Regions from separate parts of the Homo sapiens genome. Here region 2 is linked to region 1. The links are chromatin loops, found by intact Hi-C in ENCODE. Cell type or tissue: endothelial cell of umbilical vein. All regions are shown on one strand. Links, peaks and the distances in the headings refer to the core of each region. The heading gives the core; the rest is flanking DNA. Region 1 overlaps CAMTA1 (calmodulin binding transcription activator 1). Region 2 overlaps CAMTA1 (calmodulin binding transcription activator 1).

Region 1 (7,485 bases), core at 2,229-6,228:
AGAAAGAAAGAAATGATATCCTGTTAAGCTAGCTTGTGCTTCCTAGAGATGGCCTGCCAGGGAAGAGCCCAGCTCATCCGGGTGGAGAGGTCCCCACCACCAGGAGGAGGCCACGGGCTGAGGGGCGAGCGCGGCCATACTCTTCAGGGTGTCCCACTTGGCCTGCAGTCCCTTCCATGACCGAGCTCACAGCTCACCGCCAGGGCAGTCCTTCCTGAGGGCTGCAGGGCATGGTCCTGGAGTGGGGTGCGGGGAGAGGCTGCACTTCTGGGGAGACACTTGGGTTGCCAAAGAGCTGCTCATTCTCCAAATAGACATCAAGTCTCTTGGGTGGCTAAGGGACATTTATTGCAATGACAGCACCACCCTGGTGTAGCCTCTGCTCCCTTCTCTGTCCGGGCTGCAGAAGAGGGTGGTATGAAGGGTAGAGAGGCTGCCTGTACCAGCGGGGCTCCTGCCTGGCTCAGGCTTTGGGAGGGGCTGGCTCAGCCTAGCTCAACGCCTCTGGGAGAGAGAATGCAGAGGTGGGATGCTAGGGATGGGGTGGGGATGTCACAGACGCTTTCTCCGGGATTCAGGATGTCCACTTACAGGTCTACCTGGTGCTGGCAGCATCAAGCTATCATTCGTGGATGCTTGCCCTGTGCCAGGGACTGGGTGACATTTTATGCACGGCATCAATGCAGACTTCCACTCCTCCAACAGCCTCTGTATTCCATGCTGCTGTTGGCTCCATTTTATGGATGAGCAAACTGAGACTCAGAGAAAATAGACAGACTGCCCAGATTCACACAGCCAATAGCTGCTTCTTTGCTGTTGGCTCCATTTTATGGATGAGCTAACTGAGACTCAGAGACATTAGACAAACTGCCCAGAGTCACACAGCTAATAGCTGCTTCTTTGCTGTTGGCTCCATTTTATGGATGAGCTAACTGAGACTCGGAGAAATTAGACAAACTGCCCAGTGTCACACAGCTAATAGGTGCTTCTTTGGGTGATCCTAACCCCACTATTTGACGGGTCTAAACCCCACCCCACACAGAGGGCTGATGGTGCCCATCCACTCACCCAGTGTCCAGGGGGGTGGCCCCGGAAGGGCAGCCTCCTGTGTGGTTGCAGCAGGCAGGGGCTGGGGTTCAGGGACCCTGCAGGATGCCTAGACCTGACACAGCAGCACGCTTTGGTGCTCCCAGAAGAGACACATCCTGAGGACCCTTCCTGGGGAGCCAGAGGCAGTCGGCTCAGAGAGGCCATCGCGTTCCACAGCCAGGTTCCGGCGTCAGTGGAGAAAAACTACACTAATGCCCCAGTGTGGAGCTGGGCTCATCTCAGACCCACCATGAGGTGCCACGGTCCCTGGAGCTGGGCCAGGAGGGCTCACGGCCTACTCTCTTCTCTGTTGGCTGGGGGTGCCTGGGACTCAGTTGCCCTCAGGGACCTGCAGGGCCTGTCCCTCTGAAAAGATTCTTCAGCAGTGAGGGGGCCCCACGGCCCCTCTTGAGGGCTGCAGCATGAAGGGAGGACTCCCTGGGGGCATGCCTGGGCTGAGGCCTATAGGGCCTGTGTCTGGGGCAGAGGCTGAAAAGGCTGTTGGCTGCAAGGTCTCCTGAACAAGGAGCAGAAGTGGCTTCTCTAGGGCCTGAGTATGGAACTCCAGAGGCTGTAGCAGCCTGGAGAGGCCACTTGTCCTCCTCCTCCTCCTTGGGGGAGCCCCGAGCCTGGGCTCTAGGACTGCCGGTCCCTCTGCCATGGAGCTGCCCCAGCCCCAGCTGTTCCTCCTATGGGCCAAAAGGCCAAGTATGCCAATGGGACCTGCTCTGGCTGGAGAGATCCATGTTCTGGCTAACTCTGCAGGGCTCCCATGGAGGGCAGATGGCCTGGGGCAGGAGTGGAACCGGGGCATCTCCCCTAGGGCCTCTCCCTGCAGCCTTGCCCTTCTCCCCTCTCTGGGAACTACCCTAGGAAACCCTGCTCTCAGCCCCAGGGTGGACAAGCAGCTGACCACTCTGGGGATGGAAGGCCCACTGATTTGGGGATCTGGAGCTTCATCTCTCCCCTGTGAACCTGGTTTCAGAGCCCCAGGCCTTGTGGGGAAGCCTGGATCCTGCCCAGAGGCAGCCCCATGGAGAAGGCATCTTCTTCCTCTCCTGGGGGGTGGTGAGTCCCAGGTAAAGGCAACTTCGCTCCTGGACATGGGGGCCCTTTGGGGCCAGGACCGCCTGGAGTGAACCCCATGGTGAACTGGCATTGTCCCCGCCCCGAGTCCCCACTCAGCAGCACCAGCCACAGAGGCTGCTGTGGCTGGGCTCTGTTCTGGCCACAATGCCTGTGGTGCTTAGTCTCACGGTGCCTGCTCTAGGGGGTGATGGCACCCCTGTGCCCTGCACCCACTACTTCTAGGGGGACCCAGGGCTGGCAAAGGCTCATGTGGGGGCAGCAAGCAGACAGCATCCAGGCTGAGGGCCCAGCAGCTGTCCCACTTTCTGGCCACTTCCGTGATCTGCTACAAGGTGCCCAATCTCTCTGATTCTCAAATGCCTCATCTATAAACAGGGGTGATGGTGGTGCCCCCAGGGGAGGCAGCGGAGGGCAGCGATGGTTGCCCCCTATTGACTGAGCAACTGTGGAGCTTCTCGGAGGCTGTTTTCTCCCAGGTGAAGTGTGGTGCGTGGTGGAGGCTCACTGCCCAGCCAGGAGTCAGCACCAGAGGTGTCCAGTGGCATGGTCACCGCTCCTGGTGCTCAGGTAGGTCCAGGCAGAGCTGGAATCCAGCTCCTCAGACTCTGAATCCAGAGTCCCCCAAGGAGCTCAACTCCTAGAACTCAGGCTCAAAGATCTGCCTGTTCCAGTGATGTGGGAGCCCCGACCTGCACTGCCACCCTGTCCTGTGGTCTCCTAAGGCCCCAGGGTCCTCGTCTCCCCGCAGCCGTGCTCTTGCCCCCACAGGCTTGGTCTGTGCTGCCAGCGTGGGCCAGGAAGGACCCCCCGCTGCCTCCACCCAAGCAAGCCGGGCTTGGCAGCCAAACAGCTCCGGCCTGGCAATGGCAGCCATGCGGGGACACACCCCCGCTTCACTCGAGCACGGAAAGCAGTCATTAAGCATTTTAGAGGACAAGGGCACAAAGGAAAACACTCATTAGAAGCAGAAATAGTTTCCAAATGAGCCATACAGAATCTGCAGGGAAGTCTGGCCTGGAATGGGGGCCTGGTCCCCTGCGGGGGCAGGCGGAGAATGCAGAGAAGGACGGAAGGTGGAGGACCAGGAGAAAGGGGCACATGAGGAGGTCAGGGGGCCCTGAACCTCTGCTGCCTACCCCTCGAAACCATCAGAAAATCCCAAACAGGAGGGACCGCTCTGTCCAGCTCACCCCTTCATGCCTCCTCTACCTCACGAGGCTCAGGGTCCTGCGGCTGCAGTGACACCCACATCAGGCGGTAGGGGCAGAGGCCAAGGCATCGGGAGAACGGAGCACTGCCTGCTCCTCCCCTGACCCACTGGGTGACCTGGGCCTGGCCCTGCTCTCGCTGGGTCTCAGAAATCCTTCTAGAAAATGCACTGGGTAGGCTCAGGGGAGCCTGAAGGCCCTGTCAGCTGTGACACAGAGCCCCCAGCAATGCTGAGGATGGGTGCCACCAGCAGAGGGGAAGAGGTGGCCTCTTCCAGGTCATGGCTCTGGCCCTGCCCAGCTGGAGTGGGCTGAGCTCAGGTCATCTGGTCCCTCCCCAGCTGTCCTGGTGACCTCACATGGTGGTTACTGGTCATGCCAATGGCTTTATGAGCCTATGGGCCACATGGGCTCTAGTGCCCTGCCTGTGAGAGGCTCCCTGCCCGTCTCCTCGCTCATAGCCTAATAGAATATTTGTCAGCAATGGAGAGATGGGGAGGGAGAACATGACAGAGAGAGACGCAGAGAGAGACAGAGAGCCTGAAAGACAGACAGACAGACACAGACAGAGAGGTAGCACCCTCCCCTGAAAGCCCGATGACTCAGAAGCTTACGTGCCACGTCAACTCAGGCCCTTCTCTGTAAATCTTGGCACCAATCCTGAGCTCCAGGCCCCGAGTCTGCGAGGCCTGCTCATTCCCGCCCCGGGGTGGATACGTCACCACAGCAGAACATGGCTCTCCCAAATGCTGGCTCCTGCCCTGTGGTGGCTGTGGCTCTGGGCTGGGCACTCAGGGGAGACAGGAATTCATGTCTCTCCCTTGGGAGCTGACTAGTTGGAGAGGAAAATCGAGGCCAACATAGGCAGACGTGCCCACTAAGTGCTAAGTGGCCTTGGGTGACATCAGCTGGAGCATCTCAGAGGGCAGGAGCGAGTTCACAGTGGGCCGGCAGGAGGCGGCCACTGAACTGAGGCTACAAAGGTGGGGCAGTGGGTGCTATTCCTTGGAGAAAGTCTCCTTTTTCCAGAAGCACTTCTTCCTTTCCTTCCTCCCTCTTTCCTCCAATGCCCTTACCTTTCTAGAAGGCTCACCCCCTGCAGGGGGCTGAGAGAGCATGGCCAGCCCATCACTCCCTTTCCTAGTGCCTCCTGCATTCAGAGGACCAGGCTGGCTCGGGGCTGGCATCTGAGCAGCCTCCTTCCTCAGCTCCCAACATGGGCACTGCCCTGACACCTTGGACCCCACCTAATCCTTTTTCTTGGTAATTGGTGTCAGAGACACACTTGAGCCAATTTCCATCTGAGCCAGTAACTCATGGCTTCTTTCCTATTTAACATCAGAGAAATTAAACCTGGCCACAGCATCATTATCCTGGTGTTGTAATTAGCACCAGAACAAATTGCCCTGAGCGGCACCGGCTGCCACATAGGCTCTGGGCTCCGAGCAGGGCGTGCATTGTGCTAATTGCTTTGGCCTTAGCTCCTTAACCTGCTGTTGCCCCGCACAGACCTGGGGGAGCAGGAACCCCCTACACCTGTGTGCGCTCCCTCTTTGTGATCTGATCACAGAAACAAGTCTGATGCTGGAGGACACAGAGGAGAGGGATGGGGAGGGATGGCTCCCCCAGGCTTGGGCAGAGAAGATGAAGAGGCCCCAGCTCGGCCATGAAGAAGCCTGGTCCTGCCATCCTGGCCTTCGGGGAGACTCCAACTTCCCCGCCAGCTGGGAGGTAACGAACCAGACACACATGAATCAGTCCAGGTATGCCTCCAGCATACGGAGGCTGGAAAACAGGAGCGCCAGTGAGGGAGGGCTGGGGCAGAGAGCAGGACCCCTCTCCTCGCTTGGCCCGAGTTGAGGAACAGGAGCAGCTGAATCTAGGAGGGACCCGGAATGAGCAGAATGCAGCTTGGGAAGTCATCAGCTCAGACCTCGTGGCTGCCCAATGGTGTCTGATTCCAGGAAAGTAAATTTAGTGGAATTAAAAAGCCACAAGGGCATGATGGAATGAGGGGAGGCAGGCGGAGGCGTGGGTGCAGGAGAAAAGGCCTGGAGGAGCAGACCAGCCTGGAGGAGCGGGTGGCTGGGCTGCTGGCAGGATGCCAGCTTCCAGGTGCTGCCCCGACAGGAGGGCAATGGCCAAAGAGGTGTTCTGACCAGGGGGCATGAAACCGAAAAGGAAAAGGGCAGAAACCAGACCCATGGGGCTGGAGGCCCAGGAAGGAGTGTACAGGGCTGCAGGCTGCTTTGGATAAATGGTGTTTCTTGGGAAGCCAGAGTTTGTCCCTGGGGACTCAAGGACATGCTCTGACTCTGACTCAGCCGCCAGAACTCTGGCCTCGGGTGGAACCCCACCCTTCATCGGGTAGAGGAGAAAACCCTCTGCCAAGGGGTGGAACACCTTGGGACCAATTCCTAGTAACAAGACCCCAAAAGCCTCATCCCATGACCATGTGACAACTCCCCTCCTCAAGCACACAGGTCTGAGCAATTAGAAAAGCAGGTGCTAGCACGTCAGCCTCCAGGGGAGGCAGAGCCAGGGAAACTGATGACAGGGTGAGGTATTGGGAAGCAGCCTCTGCAAATCAGCACGTCCCCGGATGGTCTCGGGCATCATTTGAACTTGCTGAACAACAGACGGCTATTTCTGGGAACTGAGGGAGAATGGAAAGGGTTTGGAGGCTGGGGCTGGGCAGAGCCGATGGATAGAGGGCCCTGTCTAGGCTGAGCCCGGCCTCCACATCGACATGGCTCCGGCCCTGTGGGCACCTTCCAGACCAGCTCTCCTGTGGCCATCAGCCTCTCTGCACTCCGTGGCATGTGTGACTCTTTTCTCCCTGAGCTTGTGTCATAGCACTGGGGGACTTGCTTCCCCAGCTGCCAGGCCCCTCCAACTACACCCCCGCCAGGTCAGAGAGATCCCTAAACCATCAAGGTCCAGGGGTTTGCTGCCTTGAACAACAGAAAGTAGAACCATGGTGGGAAAGGCCTCAGGCAGCAACTCCTGGGTAGAGGCAACAGTAAGAACTTGGGGTGACAGAGGCAGGCCATGGGGAATGGGTTCTACCAAGAACAGCTGCAAATCAGAGGATGCATTTTGAAAAGGACCTATGTCTAGTCCGACTGCATGGATCCCTCAGACCTTCCCGCCCACACGGCAGGCAAGACAGCTGGCAGACGATCCCCAGAGGGCAAGAGGCCAGGTGGGCCTCCCGTACCTACCCACCCCTGGTTCAGCAACGCTGTGCACAAACACCATGGACAGAGATCTGGGCACCAGGCCACTCTCCCACAGGAATGGCTAGCATGCCCAGCCACAACCTGTTCCATCCCTGCCACAGCAGACATCACAAATCGATTACGGAGCTCCTTCCTCCTTTCCCCACAGCTATCCCAATCAATCCAGCTGTGCCTGGCAACCTCCGGGAGCCTGTTTTCCACATGTGCCTTGTAACTAACCCATGAGAGAAAATGAATGTACAGCTTTCAGCCAACAGGCATTTCAGGGCAGGATACTCGGCCTTCTTTCTTGTCCTCATCAAAAGAAAACTGAGGCGCCTTGGAAGCTGGAAGCACCTAGGTTTATTTCCCATCAGTGGGTGACAGCTACCCCTGCCACCAGGCCTTCTCCCCTTCCTGACACATGACAACACCAGCCCAGCCACTGAGCTGGCCTCAGTGCCGCAACAGCCGAAGTCTCCCTAGGCAAGCTCACCAGGGCTCTCAGCCCGAAGCCGTGTCGCATGCGGAGCCCCGCGCCCTCAGTGCCCTCCACAGACCCTTCCCGAGCACCAGAGACAGAAGAAGAATCCAGTCCCAGCCACCTACCTGAAGGAGCCAGTAGCACCTCCGGTGGAAGGTGGGGATGATGGAGGAATGGACATAGCAGCCGTACAAGCACTAGGGAGAGAGGAAAAACGAGAATTCAGTTGGAAAGAGGGAAGGAAGGAAGGAAGGAAGACGGCGCAACAGAGAAGGAGCAAGAAGGGGCCACAGCCGCCTGGCAGCGGCCCAGGGAGACCGAGGGCACCTCTGCGTCTGGCTCCAGCTCCAAGACTAAGGCTCTGGGACAGCACCTACGAAGCCCCGTGGGGACA
Region 2 (7,485 bases), core at 1,905-5,904, 82 kb before region 1:
TGAGTGGGTGTGAGCAGAGGAGGGGAGGTGGATGGCCCAGGCAGACGAATTGAGTGCATTCCACACCTGCAAGAGGCCAGTGTGTCTGGAGCGTGGGGTGGGGCACAAGGTTTGAGATGGGGTTTGAGAGCAGGAATGGCCACAGTGGCCACCCTTAGAACAGTGGTGTTGAATTGGCGAGGTGATGTGCGTGTGCATGGCTGTAATGACCACATGAGGATCATTATTGCTAGCCACTGTGCAAGGAAGAGTTTGCAAGGGTGAGAGCATGCTCAGAAAACCTTGGCCAGGGTCCGGAAGAAGGCACAGTCGTCATGCCATTTTATTTTCTGTATTTCTGATGCTTTGACCTCTGGGGCCTTGCTGAACCTGGAGGGACTGCCCCCCTAGGGCTGGTCAATTCCTAGAGATAGCAAAGGACTGGCCTGGGAACCCACCTTTCAGACCAACCCACCCAGAGCCCATACCCCACAACCTCCTCTATCAGGGTTTCCCCCAAGGGCCACCATCTAGCTGCCCTAGTCACCCCAGGCCAGGGACAACTTAGGGGCAGCCTCTCCGCCCAGAGCCCGCAGGAATTACCCCAGGAATTTCTCCAAAGCCTGCTCACCCCGTCTTACTTGTTCCTTCCTGCAAAAACCACAATAGAGGCTCTGCCCACATTGCCCCCGGCTCCCTCTGCCTCTTGATGGACTCCCTGCTTCCCCAAGTGGTCCTGTGTGACGTGGCCTGCCCCCTCCTCATGGGATCTATGAGTAACAAACCATCTTAAACAGGCAGCCGCCTGCTGATCTGCTAGCCTCACCATGGCTGCATATTAATACAACCCGCATTTGGAAAAAAGGGCCCTAGCGGCTTAGATTGGAGCTGGTGTGAGATGCAGGACGTGGTTGGGTTTGGGGCATTTAGGAGAACAGGTGGACAGACCTAGTGGTGACCTGGGGGTGGAATGTGACAGAGGAGGTGAATGAATGACTCCTGGGCTTGAGCTTGGTTTGGGGGACCACGTGCTAGGTGCTTGCCTTGGTGCTGGGGGAGACAGGGACACCAGGCTGCAAATGTGACCAGAGCCACCCATGGGCCCTGGAGCTCCGTGGGAGCCAGGGGCTTTTCTCCTGCCTGTTCCAGGAGCAGGACCTCATTCGGCTCCTTGGGTGAGAGTTCCAAGCTTGTGATTCTTGGGATATCCAGGCCCTGGCTCTGTCTGCCCTGGGGAATGATGAGAGAGTGGCTTTGGGGAGGGCACAGCTCTGGGTCTCAGGAGAGAAAGAGGAGAAGGAGGAGCAGGGCTGTGGGGTGGCCACAGGTGGGTGGAGGGCAGCAGACCCACAGGACCCATGGAGGGAGCATGAATGGAGGGGCTGCTTGCTTTGGCTCTGAGAAATTCTGGTCCCAGCTGCCCTCCTGGGTCCTACCCACATGCACCCCCAAATAAGCTTGAGCACTTTAAAAATGGAAACAAATGCTCCCTTCCTTTTCGCGGAGCTTTCTGTCAATCGAAGCTGTCAGTTTCCTCTAGTTCTAAAAAAGGGCGAGCTCTGTGTGTCCCATAAATAGATTTCCAAAGCCACAGGCCAATCCGGCTCCCAGAACACACCCATCTCGCTGCAGGCTTTGAAGGGGCAGCTGGGGAGCAATCCCCTCTCCTGGAGGGCAAGCAGGCTGAAAGGCACTTGGGGATACCCTTGAGGTTCACAGTTTACTGGGAGGTGCCAGCATTCACACATCATTACCCACTGTTGACAGAGGCAGCTGATAACTCCCTGAGTCTTGTTCTCGCCTCCATTAGCAGATTGCTTGAAAAAAAAAGTCAGAAAAATTCAGTTCTCAGATTTGGGCCCCCACCATCTGGCTTGGGAAGTCTGCTGGGTTTTGTTTCTGCCCTACAGAAATCTGGCTTCTTTTTTTGGCATGGGGTTGGGGGGGATGAAGCAAGCCAAGATAAGGGGTTCCAGGAACTGGGACAACCTCAGAAGGTCATTGAAACTCAAGTCCTGGGGGAGGAGGAAGAACCCAGCTTGTGGTCAAAGGCAGACGCTAAGGAGAGGGTGGGAGGGACATCGTCAGTGTTTGTGTGAGGCTGAAAATGGCAGAAAGAGCCAACAGGTCAGAGATGATCAGGGTGGAGGCAGTGACAGGAGGGGGCAAGAGCAGGGATAGCAAATTACTTTTCTCTTATTCATGGGCTTCTACTGACAGCTGACAGCTGTAGGGCCAGGCTGGGCAGGATTCTGAGACTGCATTTGGAAAATGTGCTGTGATCCATTAGTAATGTCTGCCCTGGGCACGGGAGGGGAAGGTGGCAGCTGGTGATTTGTTATCGCAGCATGTAAGGCAAGTGGTTTAGAACTAAGACGAGGAAGAGCAACCTCACACCTAGAACAGCATTTGGCACATACTAGGTCTCTACAGATATCTGCCAAGCAACCAGCTGAAAGAGTGAAGGAGTGCAGGGTAGAGAAATGGAGGAAGATGACCACTTCTGGGGAATTCCTAAGCCCTGGGCCAGCAAGGGAGCTTGAAGGGAGGTACCTGGCAGGAAAACACCCTTCTTCTTCCATGTAATGAAACGAACCCGGGAATGACTCCTGCCTTCCTTTATGTGGAGGAAATTTTCAGCTACCACCACCCAGGCCATCTTCTACATTTATTTCCCTCTTCTCTCATGCTTCCAGACACTTCCCTGCAGTGTGCACTAGAACAGAGCCCACATCCAGGAATTTTAGAGTCCAGAACCCATCACTTTGTGGCCCACTGAAAGAACCTGAGTACAAATTGCTAGGACCTGAGTACAGACTCCCCAGAGACAGAGCAGGGGGGCAGTCATGTTGGTCTCATCTTAGCACAGGGTGACAATCACTTCTGATTTCACGCCCCTGCATCATGTGGCTGTTCAGGCCTGGACTCAGAGTCACTGTTGAGATAGCCCTGCAGAGCACGACCTCCCTTCTCTTTGAATCCAAGCTCTTGATTGCAGGTGAGAATTCTTGTTAGAGCTACAGGACCCAGGGTTCCTGACACTTTGCCTGGAGATGTCTGGGAAGCTGCCCTTTCCTTTCCTGAGGCTTAAACCAGGGAAGTTTCTCTCAGCACCTTTCAGCACCCCCATCTGGGCCTCCAGGAAATCTGTGCAGTCACCTCTGAGCCAGGTTCTGTGCACAGATGGGGGACACCAAAGAGGGTCAGGGACAGAACCCTGAGCTTCGCTTATCCCTCTTGCTTTCAATCTTTCAGTCCACTAGGCTGTGAGCTCCCTCCAGGGGAGCCCTGTGGGATGGGTCCTGCATCTCAGCCCCTACACGTGGCAGCACTCAATACACAGCTGATGGCTCTGGGAATGGATGACTACACTTTCTCTAAAGCACAGATTTCTGCACAGCTCTCCCTCACTGCCAGTGTGCCCTCTTCATCATAGCTGAGCCCTGAATTCACTCACTCATTCACTCATTCATTCACTCACTCAATTATTCACTCATTCATTCATTCCCTCATTCATTCATTCCCTCATTCATTCACTCACTTATTCACTCATTCATGCATTCACTCATTCATTCATTCACTCATTCATTCATGCATTCACTCATTCATTCATTCACTCATTCATTTACTCACTCACTCATTCGTTCATTCACTCAAGGTACTTCATGTGTGCCAGGCCCTGTTCTCACTACCAATCTTAGCACAGTCTTTAGCTTCTCTGAAAGCCAGTTAGACTGCGGCTGTTCCTATTGCAGCTCCCAGAGGTCCCTCTGTCCTCACCGGCTGTTGGGGGAAGGTTTGCCACAATGACATCCCCACTCAGCTACTGCTTAACATGGACAGGGCAGGAGAGAAACAGGGTAAGAGGCTCTCCGTGCGGCTCCGTGCTCCTTGGACTGTAACCTCCTGGTTCACTGTGACTCTGGAGGTCAACTCTGAGCACGCCATCCCGGGAGCTGTGGCAGGGGCCTCCACCAGCTCTTCCCCTAACCCAGCCTCCCTGCTTTGCTGCAGTGCACCATTGCGGAACTGGGCGGGCTGCTCCAGAGCCCTGAGTGTTTGGACAGGAAGCAGGAGAGCCAGTCCTCCCCTGCTTTCAGTTTAATGAGCAACCTCCTGGATATGCGTGGGCAGTGACCCGGGATGGACAGGGCTCACAGTGGCTGCGGCCTGAAGCCCAGGCGAGCCAGCTTCTGGACTTCCTCCTTCCTTCCCTCCTGTCGGCCAGTGCTCTGCTCCTGTCCCACCCCTGTGTGTCAGGCGCACACACAGGAGAGTCTGCTGAATGCTGTTTCACAAGCAGAGTCTGGCCGAGACAGGCACATCCACTGTTCCCAGTGAACACAACTGGGAATGGCTCCTGGGTGGATGGAGAAATGGGGCCATGGTTTGCCTGACCCTGTGCAGCAAGCTCTGCATCACACTTTACGGCACCTTGCAGGGGCTGAGTGAGGTCCGGGCTCAGAGGTCCTGTTCTGGGACTTGGCGGTCCAGAGATGCAGCCTCTTGTGGCAGAAGCATCGTTCCCTTGCCTCCAGAGCTAGGCTGGGTGGCACTGGGGGGGTGTGGTGGCCTTCAGAAGGCTACTTCATCAGTCCCTCTGGCCATCAGCCTTGCTCTGTCAAAGGAGGAGGCTGGTGCCCCTTGGGGTCAGACTGGGGTTTGAATCCAAGTTCTACCGTCTCCCACTGTGTGACCTATGGCAAGTCACTGGTCCTCTCTGAGCTTCTCTTTCCTCACCTACAGGCCCACTTCTAGGATTCTGGTGAGGATTAAATGAGAGGATTTTAAAAAGTGCATATCCTGGAACCTGGCTGAGGTCTACACTGGAGTCCCAGTCCTACTTAACTCTCCCTCCCTGGGGGTTTTTCTGTGCTTGGTTCTGTGCTGAGGCCATCAGGAATGGAGAGAAGCCTAAGAGGTGTCCTTCTACCCCTGGGAACCAGCCAGCTGGTAAGACCAGAGAGAACCTCTTAGGGAGCAGTCCCAGCAGCAGAGACCCAGTGCCAGGGACAGGCTCCAAGGGCCACAGATACTGGACACCAGGGACAGGCTCTGAGGGCCACGGGGACCCAGGCCTGATCAGGCCCTATTCAGGCAAAGCCACAGGGGAGTCGGGTTGCATTAAATTCTCTGGAGTGTCAGGAAGCTTCAGCAGCCACAGTGTCCCCAGTAGGGGAGGGGGCTGCTGGGAGCCTGCGGTGAGGACGTGACCCGATGGACACAGGAAGTTGCCTGGAAGACACACGGTTCTCTGGAGCTCAAGGCCACTTCAGGCATGCTCTGTTACGAATGGAGAGAAGGAACAAGCGTCTGGGAACTAGCTGGGTGCCTTCCTCCTCTGTGCCCTGCGTTTTCTTCCTCATAAACACCTGTGTGTGTGCACACACATGCACATACACACTCATGCACAGATACATACATGTGCACACACACACATGCACATACACTCAGTGCACCTGCGCACACATGTCCTTTGGCCCTGCAGCTCTTGTCCGACCTCCGGAGCCCAGCTGGGCACAGGATGTGATAAGCACCCTCCTCCCTTCCTTGCTTCTCCCCTCTGGGCAGGGAAGCCCCAGGGTGGCTAGGGTGGAGACTGGGGTGGAGACCAGGAGGGACTAGTGAGTAACCTCGTGGTGCTTCCCTCCCTGTGAGGGTGAAGGTCACACTGGCTCTCCCAGGCCAATCCTGCGCCTTCCCAGACCTTTCAATGAGGTTGTCTCTGCATCTGTTCCAGTCAGTAATTAGACAAAAATCCATTAAAATGAAGCGGGGGTACTTTGCCTTCCTGTGAAGGAGGCCAAGGGAGATTCCTCGTGGGGAGGGGGCAGAGAGAGCTGGGGTGTCTATGGGCTGCTGCTGGGCCTGGGAGAGAGAGGCCCAGGTGAGAGAGGGTCAGCTGGGTGGGTGTGGTCAGGTGAGGGGGCCGGGTGGTAGGGGCCAGGTAGGAGAGGACCATGTGAAAGACGGTCAGGTAGGAGAGGGCCGGGTGGGAGGGGCAGGTGTCAGGGTTCAGTGGGGAGGAGTCAGGGGGAGGGGCCAGGTAGGAGAGGACTGTGTGAGACAGAGTCAGGTAGGGGAGGGCCAGCTGCGAGGAGGCCAGGTAGGTGTGGTTAGGTGAGGGGCCAGGTGGGAGGGGGCCAGGTAGGAAAAGATCACGTTAAAGAGGGTCAGGTAGGAGAGGGCCAGGTAGGAGGGGCCCAGGTGGGAGGGATTATGGGGAGGGGACAGAGGGCGAGGCCCCTACCATATGGGAGGGGCCCAGGTGGCCAGGGCCAGGGAGGGGAGGTCCAGGTGGGAGAAAGCCGGGTGGGAGTGGCTGGGTGGCACAGGCAGTGGGAGGCCCTGGGCTTCCCCATTCAGGACTCTGGATCAGGGCCACACTCTTGAGGCAAAAAGGAATGGTGAGTGGCCCAGGTTAAACTTGCTCACTGGACTCCGGAACCATCATCTTGTTCTTCCCCTCCCAGACCAGGGTCTCCAAAGAAAGATCTGCATTTAACACTCCATTAACCCTCTGTATCAGCTTCTCTTCCTACCACTCTGGGAGCTGTGGATTCACAGATTTTTAAATCCAAAGTTACTAGGTCAGCTCAGCTGTCTTCTGCCTCTGGGCACCCTTAGCCTCACTCCAGCCCCTCCCAGAAACTCACCCTCTCCTCCACTCCCTGCACCCTCTCCTCCACTCCCCTGCAATGACTCCTTGGGATTCTCCTCCTTTGCACACCCTCCTCCTCCTTCCTTCCCTCTTTCAGATTCCTTTGAGACTCCTCCTCCGAGCACCAGAGCCCCTAACCTCTGTCTCTTATGTTCCTCTCTCTATAGATGCTGTGGTCTCTGAGATGGGGCCAGCCTCTTCTCTGAGCCCCCAGGGCCAAGCCTGGGCGCTTGGCACACAGGAGGCTCTCCTAAGTTCTTGAAGAATGAAACCCTCCCGCCCTCACCCTCCCATTCTTACTCTGAGCTCTTTCTTCTTCCTACAACACATATCACTTTCTGACATGCTTGAGTTACTCATTTTTTTCTTTTCTGTTTGTCTCTCCCGGCCCACAGGTGTCTTTGTTTTAATCACTCATGAACCTCACATATCACTTGAGGACATTGTCTGATTGATAGTGGGTCCTTAAAAATATTTGTGAGATGAAAAGATTTAAACTAAAGCTGGGCCAGTCCACAACTGCATTTTATCTAAAGCACTTTTTCCACAAGTAGACTTTCTGAATGCCCCAGGGCATTGGAGAGGAAATGAGTCATCCCATTTCTGACGCCTTTGCTGACAGCCAAGCACAGGTTCTGTGGGCACCAATCGGGGGAATAAGGATGAGGGAGGTGGCCAAGGGGTTCTGTGGTGGCAGGAGAAGGTCAAATACGGTCAGCTTCCTGCTGCCAACAAGGTCAACCCGGAAGAAAATGAGAAGGGACCTGGTGAGTCCCGAGTAGAAGTCAAAACACCCTCCACGGGCATCTCCACCCCTAAGAGGGACCCTCCATGGGCACCTCCAC

What was found. Peaks named below come from ENCODE experiments on the same cell type or tissue, not always from the same donor. Only the 100,000 strongest peaks of a DNase experiment are listed, where the experiment ranks them.
Region 2: it touches region 1 in a loop (5-fold over the local background); 3 of 110 quality-filtered maps call a loop at or near these places.

The regions. Positions count from the first base shown.
Region 1 is chr1:7,467,633-7,475,117 of GRCh38, reverse strand. CAMTA1 (calmodulin binding transcription activator 1) reads right to left here. Exons shown (of 23, transcript NM_015215.4): 6 at 7,217-7,288. Among named protein-coding and RNA genes, the nearest start is that of CAMTA1-AS1, 30 kb to the right of the region's middle. RefSeq lists enhancers at 1,570-2,261, 3,984-4,528 and a silencer at 3,859-4,008. In endothelial cell of umbilical vein, for the core only: no CTCF peak of the experiment used is centred there; DNase peaks (open chromatin) are centred at 3,147 and 4,027; H3K27ac peaks cover 1,419 bases.
Region 2 is chr1:7,549,250-7,556,734 of GRCh38, reverse strand. All of the region lies in intron 6 of CAMTA1 (calmodulin binding transcription activator 1), which reads right to left. Among named protein-coding and RNA genes, the nearest start is that of CAMTA1-AS1, 110 kb to the right of the region's middle. In endothelial cell of umbilical vein, for the core only: no CTCF peak of the experiment used is centred there; a DNase peak (open chromatin) is centred at 4,134; H3K27ac peaks cover 554 bases.